2 separate regions of the Homo sapiens genome follow, and region 2 is linked to region 1. Evidence: chromatin contacts called from ENCODE Hi-C or POLR2A ChIA-PET data. All regions are on one chromosome and are shown on one strand. The core of a region is the stretch at or near the end of the contact, and the rest is flanking DNA. Distances in the headings are between cores, read along the strand shown.

Region 1 (5,846 bases), core at 2,470-4,969:
TAATTTTTTGTATATTTAGTAGAGGCGGGGTTTCACCGTGTTAGCTAGGAAGGTCTCGATCTCCTGATCTCGTGATCCACCTGCCTCAGCCTCCCAAAGTGCTGGGATTACAGGCGTGAGCCACCGCGCCCGGCCTTGAGGTGTTTCTTTTCAGACTTTTGCATTTCTGCTGACTCCACCCAGAGGCTGACTCAGCGCTTGAGGACTCCTCCTATGATTGCATCCCCAACCAATCAACATTTCCCATTCCCTAGCACCCTGCCTACCAAACTATCCTTGAAAAACCCTGACCTCTAAGCCTTTGGGGAGACTGATTTGAGTAACAGCTCCATCTTCTGCGTGGCCTTGTGCATCGCCAGCCTTGCGTCAGTGAAACTCTTTACTGCAATGCCAAGGCCTCAGTGAATTGATTTTGTCTGCGCAGTGGGCAAGAAGAACCCTTGGGCAATTACAGATAGATGAATAAAAGGATAGATTTTTTTAGATAGACATGAGATACTAAGCAAAACATTAATAGTTGAATCTAGGGTATATGAGTGTTCACTCTATGGTTCTTTCAACTTTTCTGTTATGTTTTCATATTAAATGTTGTAGGAGGCTGGGCATGGTGGGTCATACCTGTAATCCCGGGATTACAGCGGGTGGATCGATTGGGCCCAGGAGTTCGAGACCAGCCTGGGCAACATGGCAAAAACCTCGTCTCTACTAAAAATACAAAAATAAACCTGGCGCGATGGCGCAAGCCTGTAGTCCCAGCTACTCAAGAGGTTGAGGCACGGGAATCGCTGGAACCTGAGAGGTGGAGGTTGCAGTGAGCCAAGATTGTGCCACTGTGCTCCAGCCTGGGTGACAGAGACTTGGTCTCAAAAAAAAAAAAAAAAGGGCCAGGTGAGGTGGCTCACGCCCGTAATCCCAGCACTTTGAGAGGCTGAGGCGGGTGGATCCCACCTGAGATCAGGAGTTTGAGACAGCCTGGCCAACATGGCGAAACTCTGTCTCTACTAAAAATGCAAAAAAAAATTAGCCAGGCATGGTGGCGCACACCTATAATCCCAGCTACTCAGGAGGCTGAGGTGGGAGAATCACTTGAACCTGGGAGGGGGAGGTTGCTGTGAGCCAACACCTCACCACTGCACTCCAGCCTGGACAACAGAATGAGACTGTGTCTCAAAAAAAAAAAATGTTGTGGGAGAAGCCCAAAAATCATGTCCACTTCATTATATTCCATGGGGGGCATTCTGTAGCAGATTTACCAGGGCCCCATAAACCCCAGCTTCCCCAGAGGCTCCACAGGATTCTCAGTGGGTTCTCTTAGGGCAGTGGAGGATTGTTTGCCATGCTTCAAGGCACAAAGGTACTTAGCTAGGTGCTTGTCAGTTTTGGAGCCTCTTATTTTTTGTGGGGGAGTGTCCAGACTTCACTGAGGGTCAGTCCTCTGCAAACACAGCTTTGATGGAGTGGTTGGGTGGGAAGAGGTGGTGAGTGAGGAGAATGACAGCAGTTCCCAAGGCAGTCTGGCTAAGTCCTGCCATGGAGGTGGTTAAAAGACAGGCTCCTGACCCTCTCTGGAGAGAAGACTTTGGTACAGTGGGCCCAGGGCTCAGGAGGACTCCTTCATGCCCAAGGTTTCTGAGGGGACAAATGATGGTATTTCAAGGGATCAGACCTGGAGAGAGTGATGTCAGGATAGGTAAGGGGTGTAGGTAAGTTCCCCTGAATGCTCTCTATTGTTGCTTCTCTCTCATTTAATACAACAAACAGGATGGGCACGGTGGCTCATGCCTGTAATCCTAGCAGTTTGGGAGGCCAACATGGGAAGGCTGCTTGAGCCCAGGAGTTTGAGACCAGCCTGGGCAACACAGCAAAAGACCCCATCTTGATAAAAATAACAAAAACAAAAATGGCATGGTGGCGCTCATCTGTAGTCCTACCTTCTTGGGAGGATCACTTGAGCCCAGGAGGTTGAGGCTGCAGTGAGCTATGACCACACCACTGCACTCCAGCCTGGGTAAAGGAGTGAGACCTCAAATGTAAAAATAAAAATAACCTAAAAAATTCTTTCTTTCTTTTTTTTTTTCTTTTTTTTTTTGAGACGGAGTCTCGCTCTGTCGCCCAAGCTGGAGTGCAGTGGCATGATCTCGGCTCACTGCAAGCTCTGCCCCCCGGGTTCATGCCATTCTCCTGCTTCAGCCTCCCGAGTAGCTGGGACTACAGGCACCTGCCACCACGCCCGGCTAATTTTTTTTTTGTTTGTTTTGTATTTTTAGTAGAGATGGGGTTCCACCGTGTTAGCCAGGATGGTTTCGATCTCCTGACCTCATGATCTGCCCGTGTTGGCCTCCCAAAGTGCTGGGATTACAGGCGTGAGCCACCGCGCCCAGCGAATACTTTCTTTATAGGATCAAAATTCCCATATTAAGCCAAAAGACAATGCTGAAAATGTCATAACCCTGAAAGTCACTTTGGGCCAAGGCCCACTGTCCCCATTGTTACTTTCATTGTGACAATAGTGTGGTGGGCAAGGAGGGAGGCCAGAGTCCGGTGGGAACTGGGTTTTAGGAGGAGGTATCTGAAGAATGTGTAGTGGGTCGGGGGCTGGTGCGGTCAGAAGGGCCACCTCTAATTTCTGCCTTGCATTGGTGACTAGATCTGCACTTTCTGGAACTCCCAGAGAAGTTTGCTGGTGCCTTTGAGGGCAGGTACAGGGCCTGCCTTATCCAGGTAGCCCTGGGGTGGGTGCGGGTGTCTCGGGCAGTAGGCAGGGGCTGAGGGGAGGCTTACCTCTGACACAAGACCTGGGTACAGCAAGGGCATGCAGTAGCATGATCAAAGTCCCCCCAGAGTGGTCCGGGCAGCGTCTCTAGTTGGGCCAGAGCTGGGCAGGTGGGGACCTGTGTTTCCCTCGAGGGGAGGCAGCCTCCCCTTCCCCTTCTGTGAGGCCCTGTAACAAGACCTACCTCGGATTTTCAGGAGGGCCAAATGCGAGGACATGTACAATACCAGCTCCGCAACTGACACCTAGTAAACAGTGAACGTAGCTGTTGCTATTATAACAAATACCTGTTCCCTGTGGAAAATGGTTAAATGTCAACTTATGCTTTTAAATGTCTATAGGGAAACTAGTTTTATGGACATTATTTATTCTTCTCATCTGCATTTGCAGTGTATCTCGGCCCAGCTGCTTCTAATTTTTTGCCATTATAAAACAGGGAACATGAGCATCTTGTGCAGGGTGGGTTTTTTGTTTTTTGTCTCACTGTGGCCTCGACCTCCCGGGCTCAGGTGATCCTCCTACCTCAGCCTCCTGAGTAGCTGGGACCACAGGTGCGCGCCACCACAGCCGGCTAATTAATTTTACTTGTGGAGACGGAGGTCTCCTACGTTGCCCAAGTTGGTCTCTAACTCCTCGGCTCAAGCGATCTTCGCGCCTTGGACTCCCACAGTGTTGGGATTACAACCGCGAGCCACCGTGCCCGGCTTTCTGCAAGTTCTTGATGACCGATGAGAGCCGGTGGGCCCAAACCCGGCGGGCCCTAACCCGGCTTCACGCTCCGCCCGGCCCGGCCCGGCCCGGCCGTCCATACTTCCCTCCGGTGTCCACCAGAGGGCGAACGGGAGACGCGAATGTGGTTCGACTACGCATGCGCACGCCGCTGGGCGCACGTGCGGAGGGCGGCGGGGCGGGAGGGTAAAGGTAGGAGGTGAGAGGTGAAGGGGCGGGCACCCGGCGGCCAGGAGAGAGAGGGAGGGCGCCACGCACCGGACTGCGGGCCGAGAGCGCGCACGCCGCGCTCCGCCCCTGCTGCCGCCCCCGTCGCCGCCGCCGCCGCCGCCGCAGCTTGGGAGGTGCTGCCACCACAGGTACCGTCACGCGGGTGCTCAGGGCGCCTGCCCGCGGGCCCCAGCTCGACCCCAGCCGCGTGGAGCTGGGAGTTCCGGAATGGGGGCCGCTAGGTTCGGGGGTGCGTGGGCATGGCGCTGTCCAGCAGCCGTGCGGGCCGGCCCTGGAGACCGCAGGCCGGCAAGGAGGCAGGGCCGCGCGTCCCCACCCCCAACCCGGCCGTGTCCCTGCACCGGCCGGCCCCTGGAGCTCCGCGTCCCCACCAGACCTCCGCGGGCCCCTGGTGTGACGGGGGGAGATGCGCGGCGTCGCATCCCCTGGCCTAGTTGCTCCGGGAAGCTGTTGTAGAACCTGCTTTGGTGCTGTTTGGGTTTTCCGGAGTGCGGGGGAGAGCAGGTTCTCCACTTTGCCTCTTTTGGAAGATCTTATTGAGAGACAACGCTAGTTGCTTTGCTGGTTTTGCTTGGTTTCTAGTTTTCCGTATTGCTTAAACCTCAACTTTGCTCACTAATGTTGCTTCTGTTTACTTCTGAGTGGGTTTATGACCTCAGTATTTAACCGGCTTATAATGTCACGATAGCGTTAGTTGCAGGGAGCCCTGGCTCCGGACTGTTTGAATCACAGAAAGTTGTGCAGATGGGAATGCGGAGGGGGGGGCAGTGAGTCGCTGTGGGGGCTCTGGCAGGGGTCAGCCCCTGGTTCGGGTCACTCACTGCTCCACCTTGTATGGCGACAGTCGGAGCTAGGTGAATAAACTCTTTCTGGGGATTTTGTAATACTTATCGTGAAGCGGCCATAGAAAAGGTTTAATGTTAGCGTTGCGTGTGTTTCTTTTATTTGGCCAAAAATTTGTGGAGTTTGGTTATGCCGTGTCTTTATTGGTTTGCTGTCAGGTCAGGATATTGAGCAAAAGACTGACGCTTTTATTAGGGAGTCAGGGTCGAGGGTGTCTAGTTAGTGCTGTATCCATTTTAGGTGTTCCTCAGTGATGCCTAAAGACTTGTTTTTTGTTTGTTTGTTTGGAGACAGGGTCTCACTCTGTCTCCCAGGCTGGAGTGCAGTGGCGCGATCTCGGCTCACTGCAGCCTTGATTTCCTGGGCTCAGGTGATCCTCCCACCTCAGCCTCCCCAGTAGCTGGGACAGCAGGTGTGTGCCACCACGCCCGGCTAATTTTTGTATTTTTTTGTAGAGATGGGGGTCTTGCTGTGTTGCCCAGGCTGGTCTTTAACTCCTGGGCTCAAGCATTATACAAGCCTTGGCCTCCCAAAGTGTTGGTATTACAGGCGTGAACCACCGTGCCCGGCCAAGACCTGTATCTTTTAAAATGTGTGTTAATATAGTTTACATTTTAGGTGTTTTACACATTTGCAGTATTCCCACTGAGCACATGATGTAAAAAACACTATATAAATATATTTAACACTGTATAAATATATTTCCATATTTATTCTTTTGGTCATAAATTGAAATGGAAAGAATTAGGCTTTTTAAATTTATTATGAACTGATCTGATGTTTGAATGCTCTCTCTTTTCTTTCTTTCTTTTTTTTTTTGAGATGGAGTCTCGCTCTGTCGCCCAGGCTGGAGTGCAGTGGCGCCATCTCGGCTCACTGCACCCTCCGCCTGCCGGGTTCAAGCGATTCTCCTGCCTCAGCCTCCCAAGTAGCTGGGACTACAGGCGCCCGCCACCATGCCCGGCTACTTTTTTGTATTTTTAGTAGAGACGGGGTTTCACCGTGTTAGCCAGGATCGTCTCTATCTCCTGACCTCATGATCCGTCCGCTTCGGCCTCCCAAAGTGCTGGGATTACAGGCGTGAGCCACCGCGCCTGGCTTGAATGCTCTCTCTTTTCTTTTGCTGTTGCGGCAAAAACGCCCCCTCTCTAGAGATCTCCGTGGACTTTATAATCACTGGTTTGGGGCCCTTCCCCCGTTCCCTCAGTCACTGTCATTAGGTGGGTAAAAAGTTTACTACAAGTTTATTACTAGAAAAATGGAGGCATAT
Region 2 (5,728 bases), core at 1,607-4,106, 2.8 Mb before region 1:
GGGTGGCTGTGGGGCCAGAGCCGTGCCCTCTATCCCAGCATCTACATGCCCGCAGTGCTGGAGGGCACAGGGAAGTCACAGATGTATGTGCAACACCGTGTGGCCGAGGCATTCCGTGTGGCTGTGGCTGCTGGTGACCCCAATCTGCCGGTGCTGCCCTATGTCCAGATCTTCTATGACACGACAAACCACTTTCTGCCCCTGGTGAGTCTTCTGTAACCTGCCCACCTTGTCAACCTGCCTTGTCAGATATTAGGTCCAGCCTTGGGGTACTTTAGCTTTGGGACATTTTCTTCGTTTTTTTTTTTTTGAGACAGAGTCTCACTCTGTCACCCAGGCTGGAGTGCAGTGGCACGATCTTGGCTCACTGCAAGCTCTGCCTCCCGGGTTCATGCCATTCTCCTGCCTCAGCCTCCGAGTAGCTGGGATACAGGCGCCCGCCACCACACCCAGCTAATTTTTTGTATTTTTTAGTAGAGTCAGGGTTTCACTGTGTTAGCCAGGATGGTCTCAATCTCCTGACCTCGTGATCCATCCGCCTCGGCCTCCCAAAGTGCTGGGATTACAGGCGTGAGCCACCGCGCCCGGCCCCCAACCTTGGGACATTTTCATCCATTCATTCATCCTTTTTTTTTTTTTTTTTTTGAGACGGAGTCTTGCTCTGTCACCCAGGCTGGAGTGCAGGGGCAAGATCTCAGCTCCTGCACCCTCCACCTTCCGGATTCAAGTGATTCTCCTGCCTCAGCCTCCCAAGTAGTTGGGATTACAGGCATGCCATCAACATGTCTGGCTAATTTTTGTATTTTTAGTAGAAATGGGGTTTCACCATGTTGGCCAGGCTGGTCTCGAACTCCTGACTTCAGGTGATCCTCCCACCTCAGCCTCCCAAAGTGCTGGGATTACAGGTATGAGCCACCGCGCCTGGCGCATGGGCACATCCATTGAGTGTGCACTTGGTGCCAAGTTCTGTGCCAGGCACAGGCAATTCAACATTTATTGGAATGATGTAGTCCCTGTCTGCATGGAATTCATAGGCTAGAGGAGGAAGCAGTTTGCCTCTGGTCCCATGGCCAGAGCAGCCCCAGGTGAAGGTTATGAATTATTTGTCCCATCTAATGGTGTTCCAGCAGTCTGCCACATGGTGGGAAGGAGGCCCCACAGAGCTGTGCTGTCTCCTTCCCAGGATGAGCTGGAGCACAGCCTGGGGGAGAGTGCGGCCCAGGGGGCAGCTGGAGTGGTGCTCTGGGTGAGCTGGGAAAATACAAGAACCAAGGTGAGCTTAGGCCTGGCATGAGGGTGGGGGTGGGGGAGGGGTGGGGCCATTAAGCTGACGGGGTAGACCCTGACTTACCCTTTCTACCTGCAAAGTCCTGGCTGACCAGCAGGTGAGTGCCTCAGTGCCCTGGGTGGGTCCATACATGGCCATGGTGTCCCTGACGCTATCCTCCCTTCCCACCTAGGAATCATGTCAGGCCATCAAGGAGTATATGGACACTACACTGGGGCCCTTCATCCTGAACGTGACCAGTGGGGCCCTTCTCTGCAGTCAAGCCCTGTGCTCCGGCCATGGCCGCTGTGTCCGCCGCACCAGCCACCCCAAAGCCCTCCTCCTCCTTAACCCTGCCAGTTTCTCCATCCAGCTCACGCCTGGTGGTGGGCCCCTGAGCCTGCGGGGTGCCCTCTCACTTGAAGATCAGGCACAGATGGCTGTGGAGTTCAAATGTCGATGCTACCCTGGCTGGCAGGCACCGTGGTGTGAGCGGAAGAGCATGTGGTGATTGGCCACACACTGAGTTGCACATATTGAGAACCTAATGCACTCTGGGTCTGGCCAGGGCTTCCTCAAATACATGCACAGTCATACAAGTCATGGTCACAGTAAAGAGTACACTCAGCCACTGTCACAGGCATATTCCCTGCACACACATGCATACTTACAGACTGGAATAGTGGCATAAGGAGTTAGAACCACAGCAGACACCATTCATTCCATGTCCATATGCATCTACTTGGCAAGGTCATAGACAATTCCTCCAGAGACACTGAGCCAGTCTTTGAACTGCAGCAATCACAAAGGCTGACATTCACTGAGTGCCTACTCTTTGCCAATCCCCGTGCTAAGCGTTTTATGTGGACTTATTCATTCCTCACAATGAGGCTATGAGGAAACTGAGTCACTCACATTGAGAGTAAGCACGTTGCCCAAGGTTGCACAGCAAGAAAAGGGAGAAGTTGAGATTCAAACCCAGGCTGTCTAGCTCCGGGGGTACAGCCCTTGCACTCCTACTGAGTTTGTGGTAACCAGCCCTGCACGACCCCTGAATCTGCTGAGAGGCACCAGTCCAGCAAATAAAGCAGTCATGATTTACTTAGCTGTTTACTGAGCGCCTAAAATGTCCAGGCCCCGGTATCCAAAGGGCACAGGAAAGGCTTGTCACTCTCACCAGATCTGACGTCAGTCTAAGGGCGGCTGCTTCCCAGGGTGGGGCCCAAATTTCAAGAGGAAGCCCCACCTGATCGGACCGTTTCCAAGCTGTCCTGGGGCAGGAGGCCGGCGGGAACCGAAGCTAGACTTGTCAGAGCCTGGGGCGGGGCTGGCGGAGGCAGAGCCAGCTGGAGGCGGGGCCTGCGCCTGGCTGAAGTGACGTGCTGGGCTGGGGCAGGGCCTGGAAGAAGCCAAATCGAGGCGGGACCTAAGCTGTGACGCAAGGAGAAGGAGGAGGGGCCTGTATGGGGCCGGGTGGGGAGGAGGCGGACTCAAATGGAGATGGGGTGGGGCTCAGCAGGGGCGGAGCCAGGGTAGAGACTGAGTCGGCGCCTGGCGGGTGTTGTGACGCGCAAACCAGGGGCGGGTTCTAAGCGGCGACGCGCGGGTGCTGGGAGGCCTTAGAACGCCGTGGCGTGCCGCAGGACGCGACGGCTGCAGAACATCCGCCGCACCGCTGGGGGCCAACGTTGTCGGACCGAGGAGTCCGAGGTGGCGACTGAGTGAGATACCCAGCTGTGCGGAGCTAGGACGCGGAACATCCCAGAGGCCAGCATCAACATGTCAGTACCGCACCCTTCCCATTTGCTGCCTGTAGGTCCACCCCGCGCGTGCGGTCCCCAAGTGGCCATGCCACCCTGCACGCCCTCCCCGCGTCAGTCGTTCGTTTCCAGACCATGCCGAGCCACACCTGCCCACAGAGTCGAGCTCTCGAAGTCCTCATTCCCAAAAGCTCCACAGCCTGTGACCCACTAGGAGGGAGGGGGAAACCGAGGCCCGGGAGAGACGGAGAAGCCACTCTCTGAGGACCCCGGAGCCCCGCCCACAGTGGGTGGGGTCGGCACTGAAGGGGTTAAGGCCGCGGGGAAGCCCCGGGCTCAGCCCTAGGGGCGGATCCTGGGGCTTCCTCCCTCTAGACCAAAGGGTGCGGCTGCTGCAGAGGTGGCTGATGCAGGTGAGGGGCTTACAGCCCTGTGAATGGTGTGGGAGGTGAGGGGAGGGGGGTGCCTGTTACTGACCAGTGTTTAATTGGCCTCAAGCTCAGGAGAGGTAAGGGGAGCCAGGAGGCCCCCTCTGGAGCAGGTGAGTAGAAGGAGGGGGCTCAGCTGCCCGCCCACGACTAGAAAACCCCCAGCATAGACCTGCCGGACGGCAGGACCTTGGTTAAGATGGGAAAACAGTAGGGTTTGGGCACAGGAGGTCTGGGCCCCCAACCTGGTGACCGTTGGACACCCTGTGGATATAGGAAGGAAGCTGTGGTCCTTATCTAGGGTGCCTGCGAAACTCAAGCCAGTGGGGAACCAAGCCTGCAGAGGCAATACTGCTGTGTGACTGTGGGCCAGGCCCAGTGCTGGTGCTGCTGGGGCCCCATCTGAGGAGACAGTTGGGTCTATATCCAAAGTGTCCTGAGATGGGCAGAGTTGGGAAGGGGGCCATGGGCTCCAGGTGGGGAAGGCAGTCAAGACAGGCCAAAGCTCAGCCTGATGGGTGCATGAGTGGGGCCCCAGGATCCACTAAGGCAGTGGGCATAGCCCAGGTAGTTGAAAAGGCTGGGAGCTGGAGGAGACTCGGAACATAGGGAGAAGAAAGGGACAGGAAGACTCCCGGGCAGTTTTTCCTATGGAGGGAACCTTGGGTAGGTTTGAGCAGGGGGTATAGTGTCTGCTTTGCATCTTCTATCCCATGCCCTAGTGGTGGACTAGGAGGACTACTGGAAGACAGAAGGCCAGCAAGTAGATTGGGTCGGCTGTTTTATAGACCTGGTGGTTACAGACCCCCTGTGAGGGGAGGTCCTGAGGAGGACAAATTTGTAGCCAGAGCAGGCTGGGGCCAGGACTCCTAGGTTCTGCCCCAGCCTTAAGCAGCTCATCCATCACTCCCAGCCTCCCTCCAATGTGGGGTAGACACCTGGATCTATCTGCCCTGCTCTATAGGGGATGGGTCTCTTCCAGGTCACCTGTGCTATCAGGTGAGTGTGGGACAAAGTGCAGCCCACCACTCCCCAGTTCCAGTATGCATGGTCCCCCCTGCACTCTGTCAGCCCTTCCCTGCTCCAACCCCACCCTCCCTCCTGGCACAGCCCAGCATGGCTGTTATCTACAGGAGGAGAGCCACTGTGGTCTGAAGAGATGCTACTGCCTGGAGACTGGGGTCTTAACCTCCAGCCTGGCACTGAGCCACCTGCAACCTAGCAGCAGGTGACCTTGGCTCCCAGCCTGACTCAGCTGAACCTGGATCCTGTGCATAGGCAAGAGCTGACTCTGAGCCCTGGCCCAGCCAAGCTGACCCCTACACTAGACCCTACACACCGGATGGAGCTGATCCTGAGTACCAGCCCAGCTGAGCTGACTCTGGATCCTGCGTGCCAGCCAAAGCTGCCCCTGGATTCCACATGCCAACCAGAGATGACCTTCAATCCTGGTCCAACTGAGCTTACCCTGGATCCTGAACACCAGCCAGAGGAGACCCCAGCTCCTAGCCTGGCTGAGTTGACCCTGGAGCCTGTGCACCGCCGACCCGAGCTCCTGGATGCTTGTGCTGACCTCATCAATGATCAGTGGCCCCGCAGCCGCACCTCCCGCCTGCACTCCCTGGGCCAGTCCTCAGATGCCTTCCCCCTCTGCCTGATGCTGCTAAGCCCCCACCCCACACTTGAAGCAGCACCCGTTGTGGTGGGCCATGCCCGCCTGTCACGGGTGCTGAACCAGCCCCAGAGCCTCTTAGTGGAGACAGTGGTGGTGGCCCGGGCCCTGAGGGGCCGTGGCTTTGGCCGCCGCCTCATGGAGGGCCTGGAGGTCTTTGCTCGGGCCCGGGGCTTCCGCAAGCTGCATCTCACCACCCATGACCAGGTGCACTTCTATACCCACCTGGGCTACCAGCTGGGTGAGCCTGTGCAGGGCCTGGTCTTCACCAGCAGACGGCTGCCTGCCACCCTGCTTAATGCCTTCCCCACAGCCCCCTCTCCCCGGCCACCCAGGAAGGCCCCAAACCTGACTGCCCAAGCTGCCCCAAGGGGTCCCAAGGGACCTCCATTGCCACCACCCCCTCCCCTACCTGAGTGCCTGACCATCTCACCCCCAGTTCCATCAGGGCCCCCTTCAAAAAGCCTGCTGGAGACACAATATCAAAATGTGAGGGGGCGCCCCATATTCTGGATGGAAAAAGACATCTGAGGCCATCCAGGGCAAGGAACTGTCTTTCTGGTTCAATAGACTGCCCCGACAGTCTACAAGCCTCAGCCCA

Evidence for each region. Hi-C counts contacts between places; a loop is a spot of excess contacts on that map. ChIA-PET counts read pairs that join two places held with the same protein, here RNA polymerase II (POLR2A). Pooled maps may share reads with other maps.
Region 2: a loop to region 1 is called in a map of B cell, with 9 times the contacts of the local background. The contact joins the promoter of NAA80 here to the promoter of SCAP in region 1. A Hi-C loop is called at or near these places in 1 of 168 maps with a recorded cell type or tissue (B cell) and 4 of 50 pooled maps. POLR2A ChIA-PET finds 5 or more read pairs at or near these places in 1 of 52 experiments (activated B cell).

What each region holds. Positions count from the first base shown.
Region 1 is chr3:47,473,814-47,479,659 of GRCh38, reverse strand. SCAP (SREBF chaperone) reads left to right here and starts at 3,719. Exons shown (of 23, transcript NM_012235.4): 1 at 3,719-3,861. LOC105377073 (a long non-coding RNA gene) reads right to left here and starts at 3,715. Exons shown (of 3, transcript XR_940821.3): 1 at 3,296-3,715; 2 at 2,958-3,018. RefSeq lists a silencer at 3,632-4,171.
Region 2 is chr3:50,296,533-50,302,260 of GRCh38, reverse strand. NAA80 (N-alpha-acetyltransferase 80, NatH catalytic subunit) reads left to right here and starts at 2,856. Exons shown (of 2, transcript NM_001200016.2): 1 at 2,856-3,048; 2 at 4,589-5,728. The coding sequence starts at 4,798. The coding sequence ends at 5,658. It overlaps HYAL3 (hyaluronidase 3), which reads left to right and starts at 2,856. Exons shown (of 4, transcript NM_003549.4): 1 at 2,856-3,048. It overlaps HYAL1 (hyaluronidase 1), which reads left to right. Exons shown (of 4, transcript NM_033159.4): 2 at 1-204; 3 at 1,184-1,273; 4 at 1,461-2,368. The coding sequence ends at 1,778. RefSeq lists an enhancer at 3,123-3,262.